Regions from separate parts of the Homo sapiens genome. Here region 2 is linked to region 1. The links are chromatin loops, found by intact Hi-C in ENCODE. Cell type or tissue: natural killer cell. All regions are shown on one strand. Each heading gives the region's core, and the rest is flanking DNA. Links, peaks and the distances in the headings are about the cores only.

Evidence for each region. A loop is a pair of places that touch in the nucleus more often than their neighbours do. Peaks named below come from ENCODE experiments on the same cell type or tissue, not always from the same donor. Only the 100,000 strongest peaks of a DNase experiment are listed, where the experiment ranks them.
Region 2: a loop joins it to region 1, with 11 times the contacts of the local background. A loop is called at or near these places in 1 of 110 quality-filtered maps.

The regions. Positions count from the first base shown.
Region 1 is chr7:55,307,021-55,314,582 of GRCh38, reverse strand. No RefSeq gene overlaps it. Among named protein-coding and RNA genes, the nearest start is that of LANCL2, 55 kb to the left of the region's middle. RefSeq lists an enhancer at 2,540-3,040 and a silencer at 3,602-3,786. In natural killer cell, for the core only: no CTCF peak of the experiment used is centred there; DNase peaks (open chromatin) are centred at 4,722 and 5,422; H3K27ac peaks cover 1,161 bases; H3K27me3 peaks cover 470 bases.
Region 2 is chr7:55,411,873-55,419,434 of GRCh38, reverse strand. It overlaps LANCL2 (LanC like glutathione S-transferase 2), which reads right to left. Exons shown (of 9, transcript NM_018697.4): 6 at 7,346-7,528. Among named protein-coding and RNA genes, the nearest start is that of LANCL2, 50 kb to the right of the region's middle. In natural killer cell, for the core only: CTCF peaks have their summits at 3,848 and 4,054 (motif pointing right); a DNase peak (open chromatin) is centred at 4,074.

The sequences.
Region 1 (7,562 bases), core at 2,563-7,562:
TTTCCAATTAAATTGTGACCAAGAGACAAGACAGGCAGCCTGTGAGCTGTGCGGTCTTTCAGGCTGATGAAAGGAATGGGATACACTTTTGCTAAGTAATGGCAGAGAGGAAGTTGCATTTTCTTCTTAGAAATTTTTTTTTCTTTTAGATGGAGTCTTGCTCTGACCCCAGGCTGGAGTGCAGTGGCGGGATCTCGGCTCACTGCAAGCTCCGCCTTCCGGGTTCACGCCGTTCTTCTGCCTCAGCCTCCCGAGTAGCTGGGACTACAGGTGCCCACCACCACGCCCGGCTAATTTTTTTGTATTTTTAGTAGAGATGGGGTTTCACCGTGTTAGCCAGGATGGTCTTGATCTCCTGACTGCGTGATCTGCCTGCCTTGGCCTCCCAAAGTGCTGGGATTACAGGCGTGAGCCACCACCCTCAGCCTCTTCTTAGAAGTTTTTATATTTTTTTATTAATTATTTTTTTTTAATTGAGACAGAGTCTTACTCCATGGCCCAGGCTGGAGTGCAGTGCATCTCTGCTCACTGCAATCTCTGCCTCCCTGCTCAAGTGATTCTCCTGCTTCAGCCTCCCCAGTAGCTGGGATTACAAGTGTGCACCACCATGACGGGCTAATTTTTGTGTTTTCAGTAGAAACGGGGTTTCACCATGTTGGCCATGCTGGTCTTGAACTCCTGACCTCAAATGATCTGCACTCCTTGGTCTCCCAAAGTGCTGGGATTACAGGCATGAGCCACCATGCTGGGCCTCTTCTTAGAAGTTTTTTTTTTTTTTTTGAGATGGTATCATGCTCTGTCATCTAGGCTGGAGTGCAATGGCGCGATCTTGGCTCACAGCAACCTCTGCCTCCTGGGTTCAAGCACTTCTCCTGCCTTAGCCTCCTGAATAGCTGGGATTACAGGAGCGCACCACCATACCCGGCTAATTTTTGTATTTTTGGAAGAGATGGGGTTTCACCATGTTGGTCAAGCTAGTCTTGAACTCATGACTTTGTGATCTGCCTGCCTCGGCCTCCCATAGTGCTGGGATTACAGGCATGAGCCACCGTGCCTGGCCTTCTTAGAAGTTTTGTAAGTTTTCCAATTGACCCGTTCCCTCTCCATTTCACACATGGCCAGCTTGTGCCATTTTACCAATTTATTTGGTCCCTGGAAACACAGTGAGCAGTGTCTACAACATTAAGAGGTTCCCGGGAGCCTCAGAATAGCACTGGCACCTAGATCCAGCTGCAGATGCTCTGACACCTGCACTAAATGGGCACAGAGAGAAATTGCAGCACCCCTGGAAGGCCCAGCAGGCACCTTTGACAACATGGTATGTGAGGCTCACCTGGAATAAGACCTCGTGGGCATGATGCTGTTGTGTGGCACCAGGCTGGGGAGCTGCTCAAACTGCTCCACTGCAGACAGGCAGATGAGATTGCTTGCCCCGCACCCAGGAAGGCTGCTGTCATCTCCAGGACTGTGCTACAAAGGGGTGGGCCAGACCCTCCATCCCATTTCTGGAACTTGGCTAGCTAGTTTCACAAGGAGATGTCAAGCCCCTGCCTGAAGGAAGTGACATTCCAGTCAGTAGTGTACCAGGGTGAGGTGTGGACGTATCTGGAAAATCTGAAATGTATTAAAGATCAGCACGAAATGCAGAACCCAGAGGATGGAAGAGGAAGATGTTCAAAGGATTGTGGCTGGGCCACACTTCCCTCCCTAACAAACAAGTGTTCCAGGAACTCAGGGTTTGCAGATGAGAGGCCGCTTCCTCCTGTTCCTCCAACTCTCCTTTCCTAACCTCGAATCAGTTGTATCTTGCCACCAAATCTAGACCTCACTTTGAATTCTCCGTTTCAGTGAATGATCCCATATTTGCTTGAACAAATGTTTATGTAAAACTCAGCCATGTCCTGGCACCGCGTTACCTGCTGCTTACGCCAGAGATCATCCTAGAGTGCCCCTCCCCTCTCCCCGCAACAAGCCGGCCTCGGTCCTGGGGAGCCTACCTCAGCATTGCTATGTCACCATCTGCATTCCCACGCTTAGTTGAGGCCCTCATTTCAGCTTCTTACATTCTCTGAATATATTTTGCTACTTCATGCTGCACAGATATTTTACATTTGCTTTTCTCTTTCCTTCTTTATTTTTACCCAGTTTATTTTAACTCAGCCTTTAAAAATCAGTCTAAGCTTCAGTTCCTTTGGGAAGCTGACTTTGACCTTCCCCTCCAATTTGATCTGGGTCCCTGTGTGTGTGTCCAACTTGTGAGCATAAAGTAACATCAAATCCATTACACTACAATGGTTAATGCACTGGCCAGTCTCTTCCTAGACTCTAGGGCCTTCCTTACCTTGGACCCCCCCACCTCCCTCCCGGACGGGGCGGCTGGCCGGGCGGGGGGCTGACCCCCCCACCTCCCTCCCCGACGGGGCGGCTGGCCGGGCGGGGGGCTGACCCCCCCCACCTCCCTCCTGGACGGGGCGGCTGGCCTGGCCGGGGCTGACCCCCACCTCTCTCCCGGACGGGGTGGCTGCTGGGCGGAGACGCTCCTCACTTCCCAGACGGGGTGGCTGCCGGTGGAGGGGCTCCTCACTTCTCAGACGGGGCGGCTGCCGGGTGGAGGGGCTCCTCACTTCTCAGACGGGGCAGTTGCCGGGCAGAGGGTCTCCTCACTTCTCAGACGGGGCGGCCGGGCAGAGACGCTCCTCACCTCCCAGACGGGGCGGCGGGGCAGAGGTGCTCCCCACATCTCAGACGATGGGCGGCCGGGCAGAGACGCTCCTCACTTCCTAGATGGGATGGCGGCCGGGAAGACGCGCTCCTCACTTCCTAGATGGGATGGCGGCCGGGCAGAGACGCTCCTCACTTTCCAGACTGGGCAGCCAGGCAGAGGGGCTCCTCACGTCCCAGACGACGGGTGGCCAGGCAGAGACGCTCCTCACTTCCCAGACGGGGTGGCGGCCGGGCAGAGGCTGCACTCCCGGCACTTTGGGAGGCCAAGGCAGGCGGCTGGGAGGTGGAGGTTGTAGCGAGCCGAGATCACGCCACCGCACTCCAGCCTGGGCACCATTGAGCACTGAGTGAACCAGACTCCGTCTGCAATCCCGGCACCTCGGGAGGCCGAGGCTGGCGGATCACTCGCGGTTAGGAGCTGGAGACCAGCCTGGCCAACACAGCAAAACCCCACCAAAAAAATACGAAAACCAGTCAGGCGTGGCGGCGCGCGCCTGCAATTGCAGGCACTCGGCAGGCTGAGGCAGGAGAATCAGGCAGGGAGATTGCAGTGAGCCGAGATGGCAGCAGTACAGTCCAGCTTCGGCTCGGCATCAGAGAGAGACTGTGCAAAGAGAGGGAGAGGGAGACCGTGGGGAGAGGGAGAGGGAGAGGTCAACTTTCCAATGAAATACTTAGGATGGACCTCATTATCTTTTCCTTCAAATCCTGCCTTCCTTCGTATTTTCTAGCAATGGTCGCCGTGTTATCCACCCAGCACCTCAAGCTACAGTCAGCCCTGACCTCATGCCCTCCATCCCTTTTCAAATATGTCACTAATATCTTTTGATTCCAGCTCCAAGACACATTGTGAATCTGTCCATATCTCTTCACATCCCTTGTCCCCACTTTAAATTGGTGCTTCTCAACTATAGGTGATTTCCCCCAACGAGGGACATTTGGCAATGTCCAGTGGACATATTTTTGTGTGTCATGACTCGGGGAGGGAGCTATTGGCATCCAGCAGGCAGAGCCAGGGATGCAAAGCATGCTGCCGTGCACAATACAGCCCTCACAGCAAAGATCAATGAGATGCCAAATGTCACTGATGTGGCTGTGGAGAAACCTGGCTCTGCAACACCCCTTCTTGCCTGCCTGGCGAATTCACCCAGTAACCAACTCACTGCGTCCATTCTTGCTGCACCTCTGACCTTCCTTCACAGGGCCTTTATAAATGCTAATTTGACCATATTACCATTCTGCTTAAAATGCTAATGATTTCCCAGGGCTTTCAAGATAAATCTCAAAATTCTGAACGTGGCTCACTAGCCTTGCATGGTGTGTCCCCTGCCAAGGTCACTGTCCAGCCTGTGGCTCTCTTCTCTAGCTGCCTGTGCTTCAGGAGTGCTGGTAACTGCCTCCTTCGGTTCCCTGGCTCCCACCCTCCATAGGTCCTTGGCGCTTCCTCTTCCTTTTGCCTGGCAGGCTCTCACTTTCCCTTACCTCCCTTCACTCTGCTCCTGCAGCTCCTGCAGATTTTAGTGCAGAGACCTTCTCACCAGGGAGGCCTTTCTGCATTTCCCAGACTGACTGGGAACGCCTAGTTGCAGCACTATAATTGTGATTAACCAGTAGTGTAATTGGTTGTTGGAAGTCTGAATCTTATGTGAAAACATCAGCTCTGCAGTGGCAGGGGCTGTATCCCCAGAGCCTATTGTGGGGCTTCCACCTAGAAGGGCCTCAAAGGACTATGAGCAAATGAATGAAACATGTGGTACCTAACGAATACCACTTCTGGTACACAGTAGGCACTCAGTAAATCCTTGAGGAATGGCTGACTATGTAAATGTCCTTGCGTCTACATTTTATTCAGCTTGAATGAATGAGATTTTCAGAATCTGTGTCCAGTTCCTGTCCTAGCAAACCAGGTCGAAGGCATCATGCTCTTCTGAGAGGTGTTTCTTCACTTTCCTTCAGTTTCAAATTTATTTGTAATGACAAGTAAAGGTGCTAAAACCACTACTACCAGAGTGCAGCTGGGGATTTTCTATGGCTCTGACTTCAGACAGCAAATTTAGATACTCCCTGACTCCTGAGAAATAACGGTTCCCATCCACACTTCATTTTCCATTCCTTTGACACTGACTTTTATTGGACAATCTTAATTCTTCAGCATTCCTGATGGCGTGTTTAACAGGCTTCCTGGTTTCTTGAGCTCACAAAGCAGAGCAGCCAAGTCACAGATGGAGTGACTTCTGAGCCCCGACTTAGTGTGGGCACCAAAGGCATGGGAGGAGGAGCACGGGACTCTAACCGAGCTGGAGGAACCGTGTCTGGAAGGTTGAGGCCCAAATGTGCAGGGGCCAAAAATGTAGAGGTCAAGGCAGAAAACCAGAGTGAATATCATGTTCGTGGTAGGAAATGTCCAGTTGTGTCAGTGTGAATCACACAGAAGGTGTGGAGGCAGTCAGCTCCAGACAAGTGGGCTAAAGTCTCTGAGCATGTGTCCTCACCTGTAAAACGGGGCTAATGAGCGCCCACTGCATGTGCTTGTGAGGATGAAATGAGCTGGCGGCTCAGGCCTGGTGTGGTAATGAAATGAGCTGGTGGTTGAGGCCTAGTGTAGTAATGAAATGAGCTGGTTATTGAGGCCTAGTGTGGTAACGAGCGCCCACCGCATGGGCTTGTGAGGAGGAAATGAGCTGGTGGCTCAGGCCTGGTGTGGTAACGAAATGAGCTGGTTGTTGAGGCCTAGTGTGGTAACGAGTGCCCACCGCATGGGCTTGTGAGGAGGAAATGAGCTGGTGGTTCAGGCCTGTTGCAGTAACCAGCACCCACAGCATAGGCTTGTTGTGAAGATGAAATGAGTTAGTGTTTCAGGCCTGGTACACAGTAGGTGCTATTTAGGCATTAGCCATTACTGTCAACTCACGTTTAGCTTGCATTTGGGGGAGTTTCAGCTTCAGATTAGGAAGGTTATAACTCCCAGGAGGAAACAGCCCAGGATAAATGATGAAACCTACAATCAGGGATCACAAACTACATGCAAAAAGAGGCCAGGAAGCCAATATGACCAAGCCAGAGAGCCAGGTGGAAACTTACACAGGAGAGATGCATGCCTCCCTCAGGGGCAGCAGCTGCTGAGCCCAGGAGACCCAACACTCTAGGGAATGTGGGCCCAGCAGGGTCACAACTTCCAAATTTTCAAGAGCAGCTGGGAATCCTGATTTTATATGAGGTCCTCAATGTTCAATGTTGGCAATAAATTCAAAGTTGTCTTGTTACTTTGGAAAGATATAAAAGTAAAAGTTGCTTTGTTACTTTGGCAGGGTTGCCAGACCATGATAGGCATGGTCTGGATACGGCCAAGGCTTGCTAGCCTGTGACCGCCACTGAGAGATTATCTGGTTGCTCTAGAGGTCTGACCCAAAGGAATTTCAGACACTGAGCAGCTGAACATACTAATGACCAGACGGCTTTCAACACCAGAGGTATTTGGAGTATGTGAGTTGCTCAAAGATGAGCAAGTGTTTCCCTTGATAAGAGAGGAGATAGATTTTATATAATATAGTTGGGAGATTTGTAAAATAGTTTAGCAATGAATTGCCTGTCTGTGCTTAGAAAAGCAAGAAGTGGCTAGAATTTGGCATTGGATTTGATGAAAAACTATGCAAACCAGCTTTTTGTTTCTTTCTTTGTTTTTTTGTTTTCGGACACAGGGTCTTGCTCTGTCACCCAGGCTGGAGTGCAGTGGTGCAATCATGAATCACTGAAGCCTCAGTCTCCCATGCTCAAGTGATTCTCCTGCCTCAGCCTCCCAACTACCTGGGACTGCCTGTATGCACCTCCACAGTCAGCTAATTTTTGTATTTTTTATAGAGACGGGGTTTTGCCATGTTGCCCACACTGGTCTCGAACTCCTGGGCTCAAGTCTCTGCCTGCCTCAATCTTCCACAGTGCTGGAATTACAGGAGTGAGCCACTGTACCTGGCTCCAAAGTAGCTTATTTCCTTTTGAACCCAGTTTTAAGATCAAAAGATTGGTAGAATGAGCAACACTGACACTGAAATTCTGCAAGGCATTTGATCTTTTTACTTCGTTTTGTCCACATTGCCCCTTTGGATGAGAGGGAAATGCAGGTTAGACAATGATGCAATGGGCATGAGTGTTGAGCAATAAAGTCTAAGTGCATGTCTTTCTCAAAAGGTAGTCTAAGGCCCAGGGAACATCAGGGAAAACAGTACAGGGAAATTGCTCTCAAGAAAATAAGAGTTTAAAGAAAAAATGAAGAAAAGTACATAGAAGGGAAATTCAAACAGAAGAGGATGGGTGTGTGGTGGCCTTTCAATAGTGTGTGTGAAGGCCTCTTCCACACTTTCACTGGAGACTTCAACGATAGTATATCTCAGGCCCAGTCTCATTTCCCAGCTTCTGCCTTCTCCACTCCTTGCAGCTACCTCCTGCTGAATTCCACGCTGCCCTGTCCTCCCAGCCTCTGGACCAATCCCCTCCAGGCAAGCTCATCAGCAACTGCTTGCTCCTGGACTCCAATCAGAAAGTGCTGAGCCTGTAATCCCAAGGCCTTGCCCAGAGGGAGCTCTCCCTGGTTCCAGTTTGCTAGGACTGGTTTCCACTGTGCCTCCCATCTTGTTCTCGCTAGCTCCTCTTCCAGAGACTAAGCCCTTTCTTTCCACATTTCAAACAACTGTAACCCCTAAGAGAGCTCTCCTGAGCTGTGGCTTCTTGTCCACCAGATTCTCAGTTCCTTCCCTCACAGCCCCCTAGAACAGGATTCCACCGTCTTCCTTGAGAAATACCAGGGCCATCTGTGGCCAAATCCATGGATAAATTGGTTGTGC
Region 2 (7,562 bases), core at 1,643-6,642, 110 kb before region 1:
GCAAGATTCTATCTCCAAAAAAAAAAAAAAAAAAGGAAAAGAACAAAAGAGAAACTATCACTTCAGACCTTACTAAACATTAAAAAAAAGAGGTATGAATAACATTATGCCAATAAATTTGACAACTTAGATAAAATGAGAAAACATATTGAAAAACACAATTAACAAAACTGATGCAAAATGATTCTATTAATGAAATTGAATTCATAATAAAAAATTTTCCCACAAACATTTAAGCAAGTAATAACACCAATTGTACACAAAATCTTTCTGAAAATAAGAGAAAACACTTTCCAACTCATGTACGTGACCAGCATAATCCTGATACCTGATTCCTAATAAAAACAAAGATTTTATAGAAAAAGAAAATATGTACTAAGAAACATAAAAATCTTTAACAAAATATTAGCAGACCAAATGTAGCAATATTAATAAAAAGAAAAGGATAAAAATCATGCCCAAGTGAGGTTTATACTAGGAATGCAAGGTTGACTCAACTTTTAAAAACCAATCAATGTAAAATCACCATATTAATAAAACAAAAGAGGAAAACCATAGGAGCGTTTGAATAAATCCAGGAAAAAAAAATGACAAAATTCAACATCCCTTCATGATAACCAGTAATAAAAGGAAACTTCTTCAATCTGATAAAAGCCATCTAAGAAAAACAGTTAAAAGTATATTTGATGGGGAAATATTTAATATTTTTTTCTATGATTGTGAATAAAGCAAAGATGTCCACTCTGACCACTTCTATTCAATATTATACTATAGCTCCTAACCAATGTAATAAAAGAGGTAAAGGAAATAAAAGGCACAGAGGTTGGAAAGGAAGAAGAAAACTCACAGATACAATATGTGTACACAGAAAATCCTAAGTAATGTATAAAAAGCTACCAGAACTGATACGTGAATTTAGCACAGAATATAAAGTCAATATACAAAAAGCAGCTGTGGCCAGTTACAGTGGCTCAAGCCTGTAATCCCAGCACTTTGGGAGGCCGAGGTGGGTAGAACCCTTGAACTTGGGAGTTTGAGACCAGCCTGGTCAATATGGCGAAACCCCATCTCTACAAAAAAATACAAAAATTAGCCAGGCATGGTGGTGCACACCTGTAATCCCAGCTACTCAGCTAAGTCAGGAGGATATCTTGAGCCTGGGGAGGTAGAGGCTGCAGTGAGCCGTGATCACACCACTGCACTTCAGCCTGGGTAACAGAGTGAGACTCTATGTCTCCAAAAAAAAAAACGCAATTGTATTTCTATATACTGGCAATACATAATTGGAAAATGTAAATAAATAACATATCTAGGAATAAATTTAACAGAAGATGTGTTAAGACCTGTAGAGCAAAAACTATAAAGCACTATTGACAGAAATTAAAGAAAATATAAATGGAGAGATATACCACATTTGCGAGCAGAAGGACTCAACATTATTAAGATGTCAGTTCTGGCCAGGCACAGTGGCTCATGCCTGTAATCCTAGCACTTTGGGAGGCCAAGGCGGGCAGATCACTTGAGCTCAGGAGTTTGAGACCAGCCTGGCGAACATGGTGAAACCCCCGTCTCTACTAAAAATACAAAAACTAGCCGGGTATGGTGGTGGGCACCTGTAATCCCAGCTACTCAGGAGGCTGAGGCAGGAGAATTGCTTGAACCTGGGAGGCGGAGGTTGCAGTGAGCCAAGATCACACCTACTCCAGCCTGGGCGACCAAGCAAGACTCCATCTCAAAAAAAAAGATGTCAGTTAGTTCTACCCAAGTGGATCTAGAGATTCAATGATTCAATGCACTCTGACTCATAACTCCAATAGGCTCCATTTTTAGAAGCTGACAAATGGACTCTAAAACTTATATGAAAATACAAAGGACTTGGAATATTCAAAGTGATTCTGAAAAAGAACAAAGTGAGGTCTTAAGTTACCTGATCTCAAAACTTACAATAAATGCAGAATAAGAAAAACAACGTGGTAATATCATGTAGGTAAACAGGCCAAAGTAACTGAATAGAGTCCAGAAACAGACCCAGGCTTATTAGGTCATTTGATTTTTGATAGAGGAACCAAAATCAATCAAATGGGAAAAATAAATGTCTTTTCCACAAAAGGTATGGGAACAATCAGATATCCCTATGGTTAAAAAAAAACACCTCAGGCTGGGCACGGTGGCTCACGCCTGTAATCCCAGCACTTTGGGAGGCCGAGGCGGGCAGATCATGAGGTTAGGAGATAGAGACCATCCCGGCTAACACGGTGAAACCCCATCTCTACTAAAAATACAAAAAATTAGCCAGGCGTGGTGACGGGCGCCTGTAGTCCCAGCTACTCGGGAGGCTGAAGCAGGACAATGGTGTGAACCTGGGAGGCGGAGCTTGTAGTGAGCAGAGATCGTGCCACTGCACTCCAGCCTGGGCGACAGAGTGAGACTCTGTCTCCAAAAAAAAAAAAAAAAAAAAAAAAAAACCACCTCGTTTGTTACCTCATGTAATATACAAAACTTAATTTGAGATAAATCACAGGCCTAAAGGTAAAATCTAAAACAATAAAGATTAAAGGAGAGTATTATCTATATAACCTGAGGGTAGATAAGGTTTCTTAGACAAAACACAGACAGTAATTATCATAAAAAGAAAACATTGAAAAATAGATTTTATCAAAATTTAAAACTCTATTAGTCAAAAGATACCATAAAGAATATGATTAGGCAAACTACAGACAGGGAGAAATTATTTGTACGATATATATCTGACAGAGGGACTTTAACCAGAACATATAAAGAATTCTTTCAAAAATAGCAAAAAGACAAAAATAAAATAAAATAAAACAATGTAGGTAAAACACACGAAGAGACAGGCTGGGCACAGTGGCTCACACCTATAATTCCAGCACTTTGGGAGACCAAGACAGGAAGATTGCTTGAGTCCACGAGTTCGAAACCAGCCTGGGCAAAAAACAAGACCCCTACAAAAATAAAAAGATTTAGCCAGGTGTGGTGGCACGTGCCTGTAGTCCCCAGCTACTTGGAAGGTTGAAGTGGGAGGATCACCTGAGCCCTGAAGGTCGAGGCTACAGTGAGCCAAGATCCACCACTGCACTCCAGCCTGGGTGACAGTGCAAGACCCTGTCTCAAAAAATAATAATAATAAGAAGAAGATATGAAGAGACAGTCAACAAAGGAAGATACACAATTGGCCCATGAGCACATGCAACATTAATCAACCCTGGTCAATCAGGAAGATACAAATAAAACCACAATGAAATACCCACCAAAATAATTAAAATTAAAAAGACTTTCAACATCAAGTGTTGGCAGATGCAGAACAACCAGAACTTGTGGAAAAAGTGGCAATTTCTAAAACTAAACATACACCTACCCTCCGATCCAGTAATTCTACTCCTAGATATTAACCCAAAAGAAATGAAGACATGTGTCTCTAGACAGACCTGTGCAAGAATGTTCATAGCAGCTTGTTCCTAATAGCCAAAACCTGGAAACCGATGAAAAACAATGATAAACTGGCCGGACACAGTGGCTCATGCCCGTAATCCCAGCAGTTTTGGAGGCCAAGGCAGGCAGATCACCTAAGGTCAGGAGTTCAAGACTAGCCTGGGCAACATGGTGAAACCCCGTCTCTACTAAAAATACAAAAAATTAGCCAGGCATGGTGACGTGTGCCTGTAATCCCAGCTACTTGGGAGGCTAACACACAAGAACCACCTGAACCCAGGAGGCAAAGGTTGTAGTGAGCCAAAACTGCGCCACTGCACACTCCAGCCTGGGAGACAGAGCGACACTGTGTCTCAAAAAAAAGAAAGAAAAACAATGATAAACTATGGTACATTTATTTAAGTGATGCTTAAAATTAAGAAGGTATCAGAATCTTGAGTAAGGAGGAAAAAAAGTATAGCTTAAAAAAACTTTTCAAGTAATTCTGATACCCCTAGAAAAACATTCCATGTTTCAAATAATCAACTTGCAAACAAGCTTCGGGAACAGAATTTGTATGAAAGCATTTTCTGACATATATACAATAGTTGGCCACCAGGGGGCACTCCCAATGCAGTTCTCTCTGGGGCTTCCCAGGGCAGGCGTGTGGGCACAAGCAGTGATGCTGTGGCTGCTGCCAGATTCAGTTCAGCATCTAAGGACTGCACTCGTGTCACCCTGGTGGGGGTATTATATGCTTTTTTTGGACATTGCATTTACCTTTCCAAATACAATCTCATTTAACAAATGTATTTGTTTACAGTGGCTAAACCCACACAAATTCCTAATGCCCTAGAACTCAAAACGTGAATAGAAGGAAGAATTTGCCACCATTACCCATGATTTTTTGTCAGATGTAATTTGTTAGAAAATCATTCACAATTAATAAAATTCCTAATACAATGTAGAATATTGTTAAAACCTTGCCTTTTTCTTTTCTTTTCTTTTTTTTTTTTTTTTTTGAGGTAGGGTCTTGCTGTGTCACCCAGGCTGGAGTGCAGTGGCATGATCATAGCTCACTGCAACCTCCGCCTCCCAGGCTCAAACCATCCTTCCACCTCAGCCTCCTAGGTACCTGGGACTACAGGTGCGTGCCACCACACCCAGATAATTTTTGTATTTTTTTTTAGTAGAGACATGGTTTTGCCATGTTGCCCAGGCTGATCTCCAACTCCTGGGCTCAAGCAACCCTCCTGCCTTGGCCTCCCAAAGTGCTGGGATTACAGGTGTGAGCCACAGTGTCTGGCCAAACCTTTACATTTTAAGGCCATCTAAAATACCACATAACTTTAAATTAACAAGTAATACACGTTCCTACACAGAAGAGTATATACCCTACTAAATACTAACACATGATGAGCATCTACAGGGAGGGAAAATAAATTTTGTGAGTCTGGACTGAACTTACAGTTTTCTTTGTAAAGGATAATTAATAATATTTTTTCAAGTACTTGAACACTTTACACCTTCATAAGCATGCCTGAACAACTTAGGACTTCATATGCCAGGAGAAGAAAATGTTAGAGCTTGTTATTACATAAAACTTGAACATTTCCTACCTAATTTTAAGAGACAGCTTTAATAAATGGAGGCCCTCTCAACTTAACTGTAACTTGAGAGAAAACAGTGTAGAGCTGTACTTCCCTAGTTTTGCCTCCCCCACTGAACCCCCTGCCTTGGTCAAACACAAACCTCGCCCTCTGCTCAGAGACGCAAACAGATGTGCAGACTCCACGGCGCAGGGTCTGTTTCTCCGCTGGCAGAGAGCTTTAGTCTACACTTATTTTCTGTAGTTTATACTATGAAGAAGATGTATTTTTACCCCCAATTCTAAGACCATATTACATATGCTTTTTCCTTTTTAAATTTTTCATTGATATATAATAATTGTACATATTTATGGGTGCATGTGATATACATGCATACAATGTGTAATGATGTATTCAGGATGTCCATTACCTTGAACATTTATCATTTATTTATGCTGGGAACATTTCAAATCTTCTCTTCTAGCTATTTTGAAATACAAAATATATATGCTTTTTCAAATTACCACTGATGCCTTCCTACCCCCAGAAGATTCTGATATTCCTCCTCGTTCCTCATGTTCAAGAATCTTAATGTAGAGGACAGAATTAAGTTTTAAAGACTAAGTATGGGATCTTGACATCTTTGGCTCTATGCTTTCTGGAGGAGAGAAATTTGTTTTGGAACCAGCAGGGCAAAGCAAGGTGTCTGAATGGTATTCTATGCAGAAGCCCTGCCAGGAGGAGCTGGCCGCAGCCACCTGCAGCCCGTCAGTGGCAGAGCCGTGCTGGCTTGCTCCCAAGTGGCCAGCAGTGGTGAAAACAGATGGTGGCCACTGTCTGCAGAACTCATGAAAATGGAACTGCCCAGGAGGAAGGGTCCCCACAGGACAGCCTGGTTCCTGGCACCTGCTTGCTCTCCACAGGGCTCAGTTGAAACACAGTGGAAAAGCACACCTGGCAGCAGAGATCAGCCACCGGGAACACCCAGCTGTGTTGGCTGAGCCTCTTTAAAGTGAAGGGAAAAGGAGTTTGACAAAAAGGAGCTTCCACATTTTAGCAATTATATATTTGTTTTAAAAGTATCAGAGGGCCCCTGTCTGTACAGTCAATATTGTGCTCACACGTTATTGTTGGACATTTGTATCACAGATGTCCCTCTAGGACACTGAAGTTATAACTGCTCCAAAACTCTAAAAAAGGGAGGCAGTGATTTGAACAGAATTATGTTTTAATGTAAAAGTGAGGGTACTGTTAGGAAGATGCATCTTATTTTCAAAAAATACATTTCATTGTGTTTCACTGACCAAACGTCGTAACTTTCTGAGTTGTTTTCTTGAATGATCATATCTTATATATGATTTGAATATTTTGGTATTGTTGTAGGAGGACTAAAAATTTCTGAGAAATTAGCCTAAATCATGAGAGATAATTCCCCACAATTTTCCTAAGTAATTTATTACGGTAGCTGTAAAGAAAAAATAAAATTGACTCAGGTATCAGTTCTTATTATTTCCAGGTAGAAATATGAGTTCCACTCCATTAATTCCACCTATCTATCCTAAACAAAGAGAACTTGCCAAAATACTGTGTTGAACAGAGCAATCATTGTGTTACAGCTATATACTCTGATGTATGAGCAACAATCTCCAACATCAATTATTACAAACACAGATGTGTTAAATACAAAATAAAATTATAAAAGAAGCATCACTTCAACTTAAATGATAAATCTTAAATGATAAATCTTAGTCCAGGACAGAAATCAATAGCGCTCTTAATATTATGCCCAAATATATTTAAAGCCTACGAGAATTAATCAGTGAAGGTTTAGCCAATTTTCCTATAGTACCCCAGACGTATACAAATTTGAGTACCACTATGTCTTGAGAATAACATAACAATTTTAAACTCAAAAGTTCTTGGACAATCATAATCCAGCAATAAAGGCTTATTCAAGCAAGAAAATAAAATTATGTGAAAATGAACAAAAAAGCACTTTGGTTATAATCCTGTCCACTACCTTACTGGATATCCATACTCATTAGAATGAAAATCATCTCACCACTGCTCTGTCATCTAGGTTTTCTTTTACACATGAATATAAACCCTGTTAACACACACAATCACACACATACACACACACAGACTTGCAGCACTAATGACAGTGGTGATGAGTGGTAAAATACAGAGACTTTATTTTGTAAAAACAATCATTCTAAAAGGTTTTTAGTGTACAGTCAAATGGCCTTACCAAAGCAAGACCCAAAACCTGACAGGGAAACCTGGCTCCCCACACAGGGGACGGCCGTGACGGCGGAAGCACTGACCTTGTACGCCTGCATGAGCATGTGGATGACCCCCGGGGCGCCGTGGCACCAGTGCACCAGCCGGTCTGTTTCATTGCTTAATGATGATGGGTAATTCCCAGATCGGAATTTTTTGTGGCGCACATAATCAATACTGGGTTTCACCATTTCTGTCAAGGTTTCTTGGTCCACTTTTGCTGCCGGCTTTAAACAAACAAAAATGAAACACAAATTATTT